Regions from separate parts of the Mus musculus genome. Here region 1 is linked to region 2. The links are chromatin contacts, found by Hi-C or POLR2A ChIA-PET in ENCODE. All regions are on one chromosome and are shown on one strand. Each heading gives the region's core, a stretch centred on a gene start or an enhancer-like site at or near the end of the contact. The rest is flanking DNA. Distances are from core to core; before and after follow the strand shown.

The links. Hi-C counts contacts between places; a loop is a spot of excess contacts on that map. ChIA-PET counts read pairs that join two places held with the same protein, here RNA polymerase II (POLR2A).
Region 1: a map of left cerebral cortex shows a loop between it and region 2 (4-fold over the local background). The contact joins the promoter of Mblac2 here to the promoter of Arrdc3 in region 2. A Hi-C loop is called at or near these places in 1 of 37 maps with a recorded cell type or tissue (left cerebral cortex). POLR2A ChIA-PET finds 5 or more read pairs at or near these places in 4 of 5 experiments (Patski and embryonic stem cell).

What each region holds. Positions count from the first base shown.
Region 1 is chr13:81,707,566-81,714,878 of GRCm38, forward strand. It overlaps Mblac2 (metallo-beta-lactamase domain containing 2), which reads left to right and starts at 3,852. Exons shown (of 2, transcript NM_028372.1): 1 at 3,852-4,417. The coding sequence starts at 3,964. Polr3g (polymerase (RNA) III (DNA directed) polypeptide G) reads right to left here and starts at 3,448. Exons shown (of 8, transcript NM_001081176.1): 1 at 3,293-3,448.
Region 2 is chr13:80,877,969-80,884,767 of GRCm38, forward strand. Arrdc3 (arrestin domain containing 3) reads left to right here and starts at 5,454. Exons shown (of 8, transcript NM_001042591.1): 1 at 5,454-5,961. The coding sequence starts at 5,682.

The sequences.
Region 1 (7,313 bases), core at 2,602-5,101, 830 kb after region 2:
CGCCAATCACTTAAATCCTTATTTGATGTATTTATCTAATACATTGATTTTTTTTTTTTCTCAACCTGTCAGACTTTTTCAAGGGAAGGTGTGTGGCTGGGAGAAGAGGGGTTGAACCCAGAGCTTCACACACACACTGGTAAACGTCCACTACTAAACTTTAGTCTCAGTCTTCTAATTTCTATTTATTTACATATTTACTTCTTGAGGACAGACTTGATAGTTTCCCAGTGTGGACTTGAGCCCTTTCTACAGCCTAGGCAGGCCTTGAATTTATATCCTTCTGCTTCAATGTCCTTAATAGATGGGACATGGCCCCAGCTCCCAAACTTTGTGAATGAAGAGTTTTTTATTTCTCGATTTCCTCATTACCCAAATTTGTTTAGAACGGCCTAATCCAACTCAGTCATTTACTCAACTAGCTTTGATCCTTTTGGTCAGGCACCGAGCAACTCTTAATTCTTCCTTCAAAGCATCCGCTCCTTTGAGATATGTTGGCATCTCTATATACAATAAGTGACCCATTCCAAGGCTTCATTATTTGGTCCTGGCTAAACGAAGAATCACAGTAGATTCAACCTCCTTGCTTTGTAGAAGAGGAAATGGTTATAAAGGTCATCTGATCTCATCTCAAACAATTCCTACCAAAGGTGAGCGTACACAGGCGGAGGAAGGCCTTTCAATGCCCTACCTATATTTTACTTCTGGGAACACATGTCTAAAGTCATTGACAACCTATTTTTTTGTTTGTTTGTTTTTCCGAGACAGGGTTTCTCTGTAGAGCTCTGGCTATCCTGGAACTCACTTTGTAGTCCAGGTTGGCCTTGAACTCAGAAATCCGCCTGCCTCTGCCTCCCACGTGCTGAGATTAAAGGCGTGCACCACTACTGCCCGGCAACAACCTATTTTTTTAATCCCAGATCAATGAGGGAAATTGGCAACTGCAAAAAGTTCTGAATTTCAAAATCTTAAAATGTGTGTGGGTATGTGCGGAGAAATGCAGGTGCCCAGGCAGGTCAGAAGAGGATGCCAGGCCATCAGGGCTTGTGAGCCACTCGCTGTGGTCGCTAGGAACTGAACTCGGGTCGTCTTTCCAGCCCCAAATCTGAAATCGAAAACACTAGATCGACAAAGCAGCACTGCCACCATCACCTCAGGATGCTGCCTGACTGCCAGCTCAGAGTCCTGCCTCAAAACTTCCGTTCAGAATCTGTTCCAAGAGATCTGAAAATGGGCGTTGTTCAAGTCTCTCCAAACCAACTGTACACATAATCTCCTGGAAGATGGTGCGCTCACCTCTGCAATTCTTCCTAGATCTAAAATGTTGTGAGTTATAATTGTGACTGAAATGTAACATCCTCTTGTACACACAACCTTGCTCATTTAAATGTTCAAGTAGCTGGAGGCCAGGGGAGACAGCGAAAGCCAAGTCACAGTATCTTTCTGAAGAATGACCTAAACTTGCTCTAATCACGAGCCTGACTCATTCCACTCTGGCTGTCTCCTTTGATCACCTAACAGAAGACTATTAGCAGTGTGTTCTCTATTATTCCCCTTTTTTCTGCGTTAGCTCAGGCCTTTAACATCGACCCTCTGAAACATCGTAGGCATTTTATGTCCAGATAATTGTTATGTCCCTAACAATTCATCTCATCAATTTAACAGAAGGCTAATCGTCTGATATGTCATTCTCTTCAATTAACAGAGCTTAGGACATTTAACTTCTGCTTCTCACCAAGTAACTATCCACTGAGGTCTTGATAAAGACCCAACTCTAAGCCTAACCTCTGGGCCAAACCATCCTCTCACTGTTGGAAATACAGAGGCAAACAAAATAACATCTCTGCTTTTAATGGAGTTTACGATCGAGTATGGGAAGTGGGCAAAATATACTTTAGAGAACCTGTCAGAACCTGATAGGTGGTGTGAAAATGAAGCAGGAACCAGGCCAGAAAAACTAGTTGAAGAAGTTCTGCCTCTCTCAGGACTGTCTGAGCTTAAATGTAATTACGATGAGAAGCAGAGTCATACTGAAAAGTAGAAAACAAAGTGTCATTGGGAACTGTAGGTCCAAAGGACTCTAGAGCCTGCCACAAGCCAGATAGTCATCTCTGAATTCTTTCTGAGCTTATGGCCAAGAAACAACACTGTGCCATCTTACCGAGTGGCCCCCTTCTGCAGCAAAAACAAAGTACAGAGGGCACTGTGTTTCTCTGCAGAAAATGCATTCGATAAGGCCAGTGCAATCATTCACTAGTCCATCTATAAGTAGAATCCAATTTTTGCATTTTTTTTGCATTATATAACAAGTATTTGTGTACAGGTGTTAGCTTCCTCAGATTCTCGAGAACTCACATCAGACTTTTTTTTGTTTTTAAACAGTTTTCTGCTTGTCACACACCATTTAGCTGAGGCACTCGTGCTAAGAATGGTCCCAACTGCATAACCGATGAGATTAGCAAAATACTCAAAAGGGCAGTGACCTGCTCCTACACCCACCAGAGAGTTTTGGAGTGTTGGAAGTACAGTTCTCCCTCTAGGAAACTTATTAGGAGATACCACAGTAAGAATCTTCCTAATTATCCTTTATAATGCTCTCCCGTGGGTCTCTTTATAATTTCTGAAGGTTAGTCAAATTCTCAAAGGGATTTCTTAATCCGAAATAGATGTATCAATAGCTAGTGGTTGGGTGCAAGCGCAGGGACTTGATACTGACAGTGGGGGTGATTTCTGGTGGCTTGCAAGGCCACACCCAGTCCCTATCCACTTTTCATGTCCCCTCAAAGTGCTCCGCCTTTCCTTAAGCTCTAACTTTCTCTGCTCTCTTCAAAGAGCAAAGAACCACCCAGAACTATGACGGCCATTTAGGTTTTTCTTTTTAAAGAAAAATTTTATCACCAACCCCTCTCCTCACTATCAAGGGTGCCAACAATTAAGAAAACAGAAGCGACGGTAAGTATGCCCTTATCAGCAAACTGCCGCCAAACTTTGAATGAAGAAAAAACACAGTCGTCAGATTTGCATAGTCTTCTCTTGTAAGAGGATAAACTCCCTTCTTTCTCACTGAGAACAAACCCACCGGAAAGCTGGGAGATCTGGCTACGAAAACTTTAAACGGTTTGGAAGACCGCAGCAGCAGCTTTGGGGAGGTAGGGATACTTCCCAAAGTCACTCCAGAGGGGCTTTCATGAATGTTGGCTCCGGATACCCGGCCACCACGTTCTCCACGTGCCCCATCAACTCCCTTCTACCCTCTTCACCTCCTGCCCAGAACGGGATAGCTTCCAGTTACCTGCTAGCCAAGTCTCGAGGCTTGAGCACACGGTGCAGCAGAGGAAGCAAGAAAGCCGGCAGCCCCTCCAGCAAGGAGCCGCAGATTCTACCTCCGGAGTAGCGCGCCCCACACCGCACGCGGCTACGGCGCAGCAGAGCGCACTGGAAGCCCCGCCCACTCCCGCGAGGCCACACCCCCGGAAGAGAGCTTTTTAGCCCTTGGCAGGCGCCGTAGTCAGCCTCCAACAGGCTCGGCCTCACTCTGGGCTCCGGCGGCGAGTGCACAGCCCCCCGCTGCCCGTGTGGGGGCGGTCCTGTGTGTCGCTTCCCACGCATCTCTCCCGGCCCCTGCAGTAGAACCCCGAGCAGGGCAGCATTGCCCGGTGTCTCCTCCCCGCTTCAGCAGCCTGCGTTACTGCCTTGGTGCTGCGGCTGCAGAAGCTGCGGCAACTGGGGTGCAGCCTGCGCTCTGCGGCTCGGACGGGAGGGCGCGGAACAGGTGATCTGGGCAGTGTCGCAGCGTCCTATCCACGCTCCCTTCCGCATCCCCGCCCCTCGATCGCACCTCCTCCGGAGCTGAGAGTAGCTCCTCCGGCTCTGCAGCAACAGCAGCAGCAGCAGCAGCAGCGAGTCCTGGACTGCCTGTGGGAGGCACACCCACCTAGCCCGGCCGCACCCCTGCGCAGCAGCATGTCGGCGCTCGAGTGGTATGCCCACAAGTCTCTGGGCGATGGCATCTTCTGGATTCAAGAACGGTTCTACGAGTCAGGCAACCGGGCCAACATTTGGCTGGTGCGCGGCTCGGAGCAGGACGTGGTGATAGACACTGGCCTGGGGCTGCGCAGCCTTCCGGAGTACCTCTACTCCTCTGGCCTCTTGCAGGATTGCGGGTCTAAAGAGGATGCAGGACGCCGGCCACTGCTGGCCGTGGCCACCCACGTGCACTTCGATCACTCCGGCGGTCTCTATCAGTTCGACCAGGTGGCTGTGCACCGCGCCGAGGCCGAGGCCCTGGCTCGCGGGGACAACTTTGAGACCGTGACCTGGCTTTCTGACAGCGAGGTGGTGCGGGCGCCCAGCCCTGGCTGGAGGGCCAGGCAGTTCCGAGTGCAGGCAGTGCAACCCACCCTCATTCTGCAGGATGGTAATGGGCCCCGCGGGCGTGCGCTGTCACTGAGGGAGGGGCTTGGAGAGCGTGTACAGCATGTTACAGACCTCCTTGGCACTGTTGGGGTACAGTGCGGGAATACTCTGTTTCACCCTTTGCTGCGTGGAAGTCAGCTTAAGCAGAGACTAGGCCCTGGCAGGCTTCTCTGTCCGGAGATGCGCGCTGCTGCTGTGTGGCTGTCTCTTTGAAAGCTCACACCATCCCCAGTCAGTCAGCTACAGTAGTAACACTGCAGAGACTTGTGACTGGAGATTTTCCATTCTTTTCCCAAGTACCGGTTGAACATTTTCAGCTTTTGTAACGAGTAGGCTTTTAAGCAATGGCACCTTGGGAAGAGTGTTAGGCTCTGTGCTTTGAAAACTGCTGACTTCATCTGCCTCCTCACTTCACTGCATAGTGCCTATCCGGTCCACCTGTAGGCTTGGAAAGCTTTGGTTCCGTTTCATCCATCCTGACCTTTCGGATGGATTTGTTTGCTTATTGCCTCACAAGAAAAAAAAAAAAAAAGGCTTGACAGTGAACATAAAATATAGAAATATGACAAATATCTGGTCTGGATGAGAGCAAGGCCTAGGAAAGATCAATAAGGGAGTTGTTTCCGGTGGAGAAAGTGTGTGTGTTAATGAGGACTTCATTCTCTTGGTCCTAAGCAATTGATAGATTGGAGCAAAATAGACAGGGTCCCAGTCCCTTTCCCCTCATGCTGGAACTGCACTAACTGAACTGATTAGCAACAGCAGCAATATTTGATTTATCAATTTTATATTTTTGTCTTAGGATTTATTTATTTATTTACATCCCCAAAACTACTCCTGCTCCTGCTCCCTCCCTCACAGAGTCTCTCCTCCCATCCCCTCTTCTCTTCTCCTCCGAGAGGGTGGAGGCCCCTCTGGGTACCCCTCCCCCCAACACAGCACATAATCAAGTCTCTGCCAGATTAGGTGCATCCTCTCTCACTGAGGCCAGATAGGGCAGCCATGGAGCCTGAGGTGCTTGCCTGCTACCTATGTGCCTGGAACCTCTTTTCAGTCTGTGTGTTCTTTGGTTGGTGCTTCAGTCTCTGAGTGCCCCTAGGTTAGTTGACTCTCTTGGTCTTGCGCTGGAGCTCCCTTCCCCTTCTGGGCCTTCATTCTTCCCCCAACTCTTCCATAAGAGTCCCAGACCACCGTCCAATGTTTGGCTGTGGGTATCTGCATCTGTTTCAGTCCACTGCTGGATAGAGACTCTCAGAGGACAGGTATGCTAGGCTCCTGTCTGCAAGCATAACAGAGTATCATTCATTAATAACGTCAGGGATTAGTGCTTGTTCATGGAATTTTTCTATCCCTGCATTTCCTTTAGACAGGATAAATTTGGGGTCAAACTTTTGTGGGTGGGTTGATGTCCTTATCCCGCCACTGAGAGTTTTGTCTGGCTACAAGAGGTGGCCTCTGCTAGTTTCATGTCCCCACTGTTAGGAATCTTGGCTAAGCTCACCCTCATTGACTTTCTGGGAGCCTCCTCTATGGGACACCCTAGAGATTCTCCCCTCCCCCAACTTACACCCCCATCCCCACAGCTGAAGATTTACATTCATTCTCCTGGCCCTCTGACCTTCTCTCCTGTCTATCCCTGTACTTGATCCTACCCCACCCCACCCCTCACACCATTCTGTGTACTTCTTGAGTACATACCATGCATGTCCTTTTGGGTCTGAGTTACCTCACTCAGGATGATATTTTCTAGTTCCATCCATTGGCCTGTAAAATTCATGATGTCCTTGGTTTTTGGTTTTTTTGTTTGTTTTTTGTTTTTGTTTTTGTTTTTGTTTTGAGACAGGGTTTCTCTGTGTAGCCCTGGAACTCACTCTGTAGACCAGGCTGGCCTCAAACTCAGAAATCCGCCTGCCTCTGCCTCCCAAGTGCTGGGATTAAAGGCGTGTGCCACCACACCTGGCTTGATGTCCTTGTTTTTAACAGTAGGGTACTATTCATTTGTGTAAATGAACCACATTTTCTGTATTCATTCTTCAGTTGAAGGACATCTGGGTTGGTTCCAGTTTCTGGCTCTTATGAATAAAGCTGATATGAACATAGTGGAGCATGTGACCTTGTGGTATGTTGGAGCATCTTTTGGGTATATGCCCAGGAGTGGTATAGCTTGGTGATATAGGTAGAACTATTTCCAGTTTTCTGAGAAACAGACACATTGATTTCTAGAGTGTTTGTCCAAGTTTGCAATCCCACTATCAATGGAGAATGTTCCTCTTTTTCCACATCCTCTCCAGCATGTGCTATTGCTTGTGTTTTTGACCTTAGCCATTCTGACTGGTGTAAGGTAGACTCTCAGGGTTGATTTGATATGCATTTCCCTGATGATTAAGGATATTGAACATTTCTTTAAGTACTTCACAGACTTTCAAGATTCTTCTGTTGAGAATTCTCTGTTTAGCTCTATACTCCATTTTTAAAGATTTATTATTATACATAAATACACTGTAGTTATCTTCAAACATTCCAGAAGAGGGCATAAGATCTCATTATGGGTGTTTGTGAGCCACTATGTGGTTGCTGGGATTTGAACTCAGTACCTTCAGAAGATCAGTCAGTACTCTAACCCACTGAGCCATCTCTCATGCCCCTATACTCCATTTTTTAATTGGGTTATTTCGTTTGTTAGAGTTTAACTTCTTGAGTTCGTTATATATTTTGGATATTAGCCCTCTGTCAGATGTGGAGTTAGTGAAGATTTTTTTCCAATCTGTAGGTTGCTGATTTGTCCTATTGGCTATGTCTTTTGCCTTACAGAAGCTTTTTCATTTCATGAGGTCCTATTTATCAATTCTTGATCTTAGAGCCTGAGCCACTAGTGTTTGGTTGATGAAATTGTCTCC
Region 2 (6,799 bases), core at 4,204-6,703:
TCTCTGGAACAGAGTTTCTTTATGCTCTCAGAAAATAATTCCCAGAAGATTTTAGTTCAATGATGCTGATCTCTTCTTAGTCACCACTAATTTCTTAGTTCCTGCTAACCAGCATCAATTGTCCCAGTAGACCCTTCTATACTGGACTCTAAAGTCAGAGCCACATGGGTAAAGCTGCTGTATTCTGCTGCTTGCTGGGGCTGGAACATGGCCCCCTTTATTCTATTTTTAGTTTTCTGTTTTCCAACTTCCATACTACCTAAGCTTAGCTGTCCTGGAACTTGCTCTGTACATTGACCTTGAACTCAGAGATCTGTGTGGCTCTGTCTCCTGGACCTTTAAAGGTGTGTACCACCATGCCTGGACCTAAACTTAACTGAGTGGGATCTTGCTGCAAAGTCCCACTCTCTTAATCTGGTATCTTCTAGGACATAGGATTCAGCACTTCCTGGTCCCCCTTTAATATTTAAATCATATATTTTATATTTTTCCTTTCTAAGCTTGCTACTCTTGTTCAAAATACTATTCATGAGAATTAGCCAGAGAATAATGTCTCTGCTGGGCATTTCTGAGACTTCCTTTGTATTGAATTGTACGTTCTTTGTACTGATTCAGTATTCAGAACAACTAGAAAATCATGCATAAAAGTCATAAAGTAGAAACCTACTGAATAAAATCTGTGTGTTTTAATACTGATATAGCTTTTTAACCAATAAAACTACAGCAAATCCTGTCTTCCTTTATTTTCTATTGCAGTGATAAAAAGTATGACTAAAAGGTACTTGGAGAAGAAACAGTTAATTGACTTCCAACTCACAGCCCAATGCTGAGTAAAGTCAAAGCAGGAACTCAAGTCAGGAGGCTGGGTACAGAAACTCAGTCAGAAACCATGGAGGATGCTGCCTACTGGCTCTCCACGGTTTACTCAGCCTGTTCCGTACAATGCCCAGGGCCATCTTCCAATTATGCCTGTCCTCCCCCAATGCCATACAGACTTGTCTACAGACCAACCTTATGGAGGCATTTTCTTAACTAAGATTCCCTCTGCCTAAATATGTGTAGATTTGTGTAAAGTTAACAAAAATCATCCAGCACAAATCCTTATTTTTTTAAAATAAAGTTGGATATTATACCAAGGTAAGGATATCATGGGTAGCATTCACTTTAAAAAGAAAAATTACTCTCTATTTTATTTATTTATTTATTTATTTATTTATTTATTTAATGTACATTGGTATTTTGACCACATGTATGTCTGTGTGAGGGTGTTGGATCCCTGGGAACTGAGTTACAGACAGTTGTAAGCTGCCATGTGGATGCTAGGAATAGAACCAAGGTCCTCTGGAAGAACAGCCAGTGCTCTTAACCTCTGAGCCATCTCTCCAGCCCCAAGGATTCACTTTTTAAATAAGGGTGATTTGAACTTAATATTTTTTTAAGATTTATTTATTTATTTTTATGTATATGAGTACACTGTAGCTGTGATGGTTGTGAGCAACCATGTGGTTGCTGGGATTTGAACTCAGGACCTTCGGAAGAGCAGTCAGTGCTCTTAACCGCTGAGCCGTATCTCCAGCTCTTGAATTTATTTTTAATTCATCAGTCTCATCTGATTTTTCTTTGTGTGCTGTTAGATAAATATATATATATATATAAAATAATAAAAAATTTTTAAAAAGTATCTTCCCATATAATTCTATAACCTTACAGTGAGCTTATGCTTAACACTGGTAGTCAACATTTATCGAGCCAAATGAGGGCAGAGAGGGCAGTGAAATGCCATCTTCTGGTTAGACTCCTCATGAAGTCACAGAAACTGCAGGTTACCTGCACAAGACCAAGCCAAGCAAAATCCTAGCCTAGATTAGAACGGTGCTCTGTAGTCTCCATCTCTTCCTGGGGAGCTAATGGCTACTGGAGAAGAAAGAATCACTCTTTGGTGGGTTTCTTTGGGAGGAGCTTGTGTCCCACAGATAAGACAGCCTGACACAAGTCTTTCAAAGTCCAAAATGATAAAGCATTGAAAGTCTGACAGATTTTCCCAAGTGAAATACATACATAACTATAAGGAGTCAGGCTAATCCTGAGTAGGAATTTCTGATGCATCTTCTCTCCTGTAAAATATGCTGGTTGACACAGTTGCTGCAAAAATCAAAAGGTTTATATTACAAAAATAATAAAATAAATCCAAGTGCCAGTTATGTGTGAGAATTTACCAAGCCATAGATGAAATGTGCTGTCTCACAACAAAAGGTCACTTGAAAACATCTTCTAGAGTAGCACGCCCTCAACCAACTTTTAGACTTAAGTCACCTCACCTGCAAGTGTCCCATGAGACACTCTCTTGATTGATTTTAACCATAACTAGTCAAGTGAAATTCTCCCCAAGCAGGAACAACAGCAACATGAACAGTGAGCTGATGGTGGATTAAGATCATCTCCTGAGGATGTTCAATGACTGTAAGTAAGGGTAGTTAACAACGGTAACACTAACCGGATGCGTGAAACCCTCCACAACGCACATAGAAAAGGTGGCAGCCACAGGTAACGTCTGGGTTTTTATTATATTATTTTTTGATATTTTCTTTGTCTGTCTTATTGGTGGCTACTGTTTTTGTCTGTTGTTTGTTTGTTTGTTTGTCTTGTTTTTAACAGGATCTCAGATAGCCAAGACTGGACTTGAATCCCTGATACTTCTGCCTCTACCCCTACCCCCAAATCTAGGATTACAGGTGCCCCAACCATGCCTGGCTTTTAGAAACCTCATTATCAAGAGAGACTACTAGGTGACGGGAAGGGCAACATTCCCCTAGTACAAACTTTCAGTCAGTAAAATGTGAATTTCCTAGGAGCCGATTCCTCTTGGTGACTCTCGCCTTTAAATTACATATTGGCAACAACAAGCCAAGCCAACAAAGGGGGCAGAAGATGTACTTGACAGGAGGAGAGACTTAGCAGATGAGTAGGAGGACAAAGCATATGAGATGTAGGCTGGGTTGCAGCAGGAAAGAGCCTTGGTGTGAAGATGAATAGCTGAAATCTAAATCAAAATACAATAGTGTCCCAGTGAAACATCAGAGAAGCCCAAGATAGCACGCCACAACCCAGCACTCCCAGCTGTCTCAAGGGGAGACATTTTGAGTCTGCAAATGCAAAGTTATTAAAATCAAAGAGAAATAACATACAAAATTTGACCTAAGCATAACATTTCTTTTAGAAATGAAAATATACACAAGTACTTAGAGGTACCAGCATATTTGTTTGTTCGTCATGCTTTTGTGGCTTCAATAACTAGGAGGGGAAAGCCAAATGAATCAAATATACTTGTTTACACACTTGAGGAATACTATGTAACAAAACCTCAAAAGGAAAAGGGGACCAAAGGGAAATAAATGCAACATGGGTAAAAATTATTGGTTAAGGTTTAGCATGTGTCCATTACTAAAGTCTTTGAGAAGTCACATTAGACTAATAGCAAAGTAAATCTAATGAAGCAAAAGATCCTAGGAGCATCAAATAAAAGAGGGAGCAATACAGGGATGGTGTTGATTCCCCATTAGAAACTTTACAAACTACAAACAATACTAGGATCCTTTTCCATTAAATGCAATTCTCAGGCTCTTACATAGTGATCCTTAATTTTCAGAAATGTGATACAGTTCACAGCACCCACGTAGCCACGTTCACATCTATAACTCCAGTAACAGGGAGTCTGAGGCCACCGATCTTCTGGCTTAACAGGTTCCAGAACACACAATGCGTGCTCTTACATAGATATACATACATAAATAAAATTTAAAAAATAATGTAAATTCTCGTTGTGCCCACTTTTAACTCCACTCCTTGCTCAATCTTCTGTGGTGTCTAATGCTGAAATCCACCTCATACTGAAGGAAACTTGACATTCTAGCAAAGACGTGGCTGTTACCACTAGGGGGAGAAAAACACCAATAGTATTTGTTACCAACCCTTAGCCCAAGGGTTAGACACTTTACCTGGATTATCCACCAGGTGTCAACCAAGAGAAGAAAGTTGCCCCTACCCCCCACCCCGGACCAAATACACAGATGTGTAATTTTATGCATAAAAAGCTAAACTCTTCTTGGCTTTTCCAGTAATTATTCTTCACATAGTTATATTTTAGGTTTTTTTTTTCAGTTCAAGTGTCAAGTTCAATCTAACTAAACATGTAGATTTTTTTTCTTTTTTAAATAAAGAAAACAGCAAGATGAATGTGTTTAGTTTGTTGTGATTCGACCTATCCAGATTTATCATTCAAAAAAAAAATCTAATGTTTAACTATGGACAACCAACCCCCCACATTTTTTGGTTAGGCATAATACAGGATTTTATAACATAGCCCTGTTATGAGGTTATGTTGATTGTTAATGATCTATTACCCCCTAAATCCTGGTGATGTTTATGACTGAGTATTTTACTCAAGGCATTAAAAAAGGAGAAATGTGCCTGTATTTAAAGATGCAGCACGGCAATTAGCATGTTGAATTAAAAGTAAGGCTTAACAAAATTAAGCCTCACTTATATAACAAATCATACTTAAAAACCAAAAACCACCTTATATGCTTTCCTAAGGCTTTTCAGTCTGTTGTAAACAATGTCAGCTAAATGACTATGTTCAAACCGCCTCTTATGAGGTGGTAATTAGGGGTGTGAGCTCTATTCTTATTCCTGATACAGGAGTTGTAATCGAGTCATTCCCTGCAAAAGGAGCAAAAGGTGATGTCTTGAAAAAGGACTTTTTCTCCCTTCGAGGAAGTGGTCAGGCCTACACACTACACAGACAACTTGATTGGGTTTGATGCTGTAGGAGCTGAAGACGGGAGCTGCCTGGAGCATTGTTCTTTGGCTCCTCAGGCCTTGGCTTAGTCCATTGCCACCCAGCCTACAAAGTCCTGCTTGCTTTTGTTATTTCTATCCAAGTCAACAACGCTTTCTTCTATGAACAATATTTGTCTGCTTTTTATTACGTTTCTTTTGAAATTCATTAGCTCAGACTCGGGCCACCAACCGCTTGCCCAACTGGTTTCTCCCCTTCCCCCACGGCTCGCACGTCCTCCGGGTCCGCGGCCCAGGCGCACACTCCTGGCCTGGCGCCGCCGGGTCCCTCTGCTCAGCTCCGGGAGCGCGTGCGGGGCCGGCGCTGCGGCCGCGGCGGGGGTGGCGGGGGTGGCGGGGGTGGCGGGGGTGGCGGGGGTGGCGGGGGTGGCGGGGTGCCCGCCTGCCAATCGCAGCGGCCCATGCACCGAAGTCGGCGGCGCCCGCTCCACACCTACTGTACCGGGAGCGTGCGGCAAGAGCCGGGCGCGCGCCGCGCGGGAGGGAGCGCGCTGGAAGGCTGGCCGCAGTCGCAGCCTGCGCCTGCGCACTAGGGTTGTTTTTCACAAAGCTGCTCTTAAAGTGAGCTGGCAGCCTCCAGCCGCCCGTCTTTGTAAGGAGACCACTGAGACGAGCAGGAGCGTGGAGCAGCGGCTTCTCTGCTGCCCTGACTTTTTAAGAAATCTCAATGAACTATTTGTAGACAATCACTGATCCTGCCTGCATGATTTTTTTTTCTTGCACGGCAAAGACACCCATCAGTGTTAAGTGAAGATCACATCTTATATGCGATCTTGACTTTTTTTTTGGTCTTACATTATATTTTTATAGATTTTGTTATAATCATGGTGCTGGGAAAGGTAAAGAGTTTGACAATAAGCTTTGACTGTCTTAATGACAGTAATGTCCCCGTGTATTCTAGCGGGGACACTGTCTCAGGAAGGGTAAATTTAGAAGTTACCGGGGAGATCAGAGTAAAATCTCTTAAAATTCACGCAAGAGGACATGCGAAAGTACGGTGGACGGAATCAAGAAACGCCGGCTCCAATACTGCCTATACACAGAATTACACTGAAGAAGTAGAATATTTCAACCATAAAGACATCTTAATTGGGCACGAAAGAGGTAAGTTTTTAATTAGTCACTACATTCGACTTCTTTGCATGAGAACTTTAATCTCATTTAGTGCAGTTCTAATCGGCAGTTTGTTAAAGGTTAGCAAACTTAGAAGCTGTAGTTTCTCCTTGACGTTCAAGCGTGTTAAGCCTTAATCCATGCAGGCGTCTGCAAAGTGAGTGCAAACTGCACTTAACTACATCTGTAACCGGCTTCATATCTGCCATACGCACCTTACAACGTGTTTAAATGTGACTCCGTCGTTTTACTAATATTTTCAAATTCATTTGCAAAAGCTGCAGTCCGATATTGGATTTCCTTTATTTTACAATCTTAGATACAGAAATGAGCTCCAATAAAGAACTGTAGTGACATTTAAGAAGGTTGCTAGATGTATCTGATTTTGATATTAACGTGCAAACGACTTTGAGGACTTGATTATTGTTCTTTGATAAAGGGCTTCCATCCCTTATTTTGACATATGGCACCAACACCCCCACGTGTTTTCCCCCTATTTTTCCCAATTCCCTTTAAAATGTACATCAAGCATCGTTTATTTCAAAGAATAATGTCTATCATTATGCAAACTATTAAGTCAGTTTTAGAAGCCATTCGGGGTCAGTGATTTTCTTCTCGGAGCATCATGTCTAACTTTGGAACGTGGATTCAATGAAACCCATGGCAGACAGATGGAATTGAAAAGTATATGACACATCGGATTTGGGTTTGGGGTATAAGACGAAGATTGAAGCATTGTCAAAGGGAGAAGGGGTCCTGAGATTTGCAATCTGTTGTTTAAGTGCCTACATTGTGGAAATACAGGCGACTCCAAGCTTGTTTTTCTAAG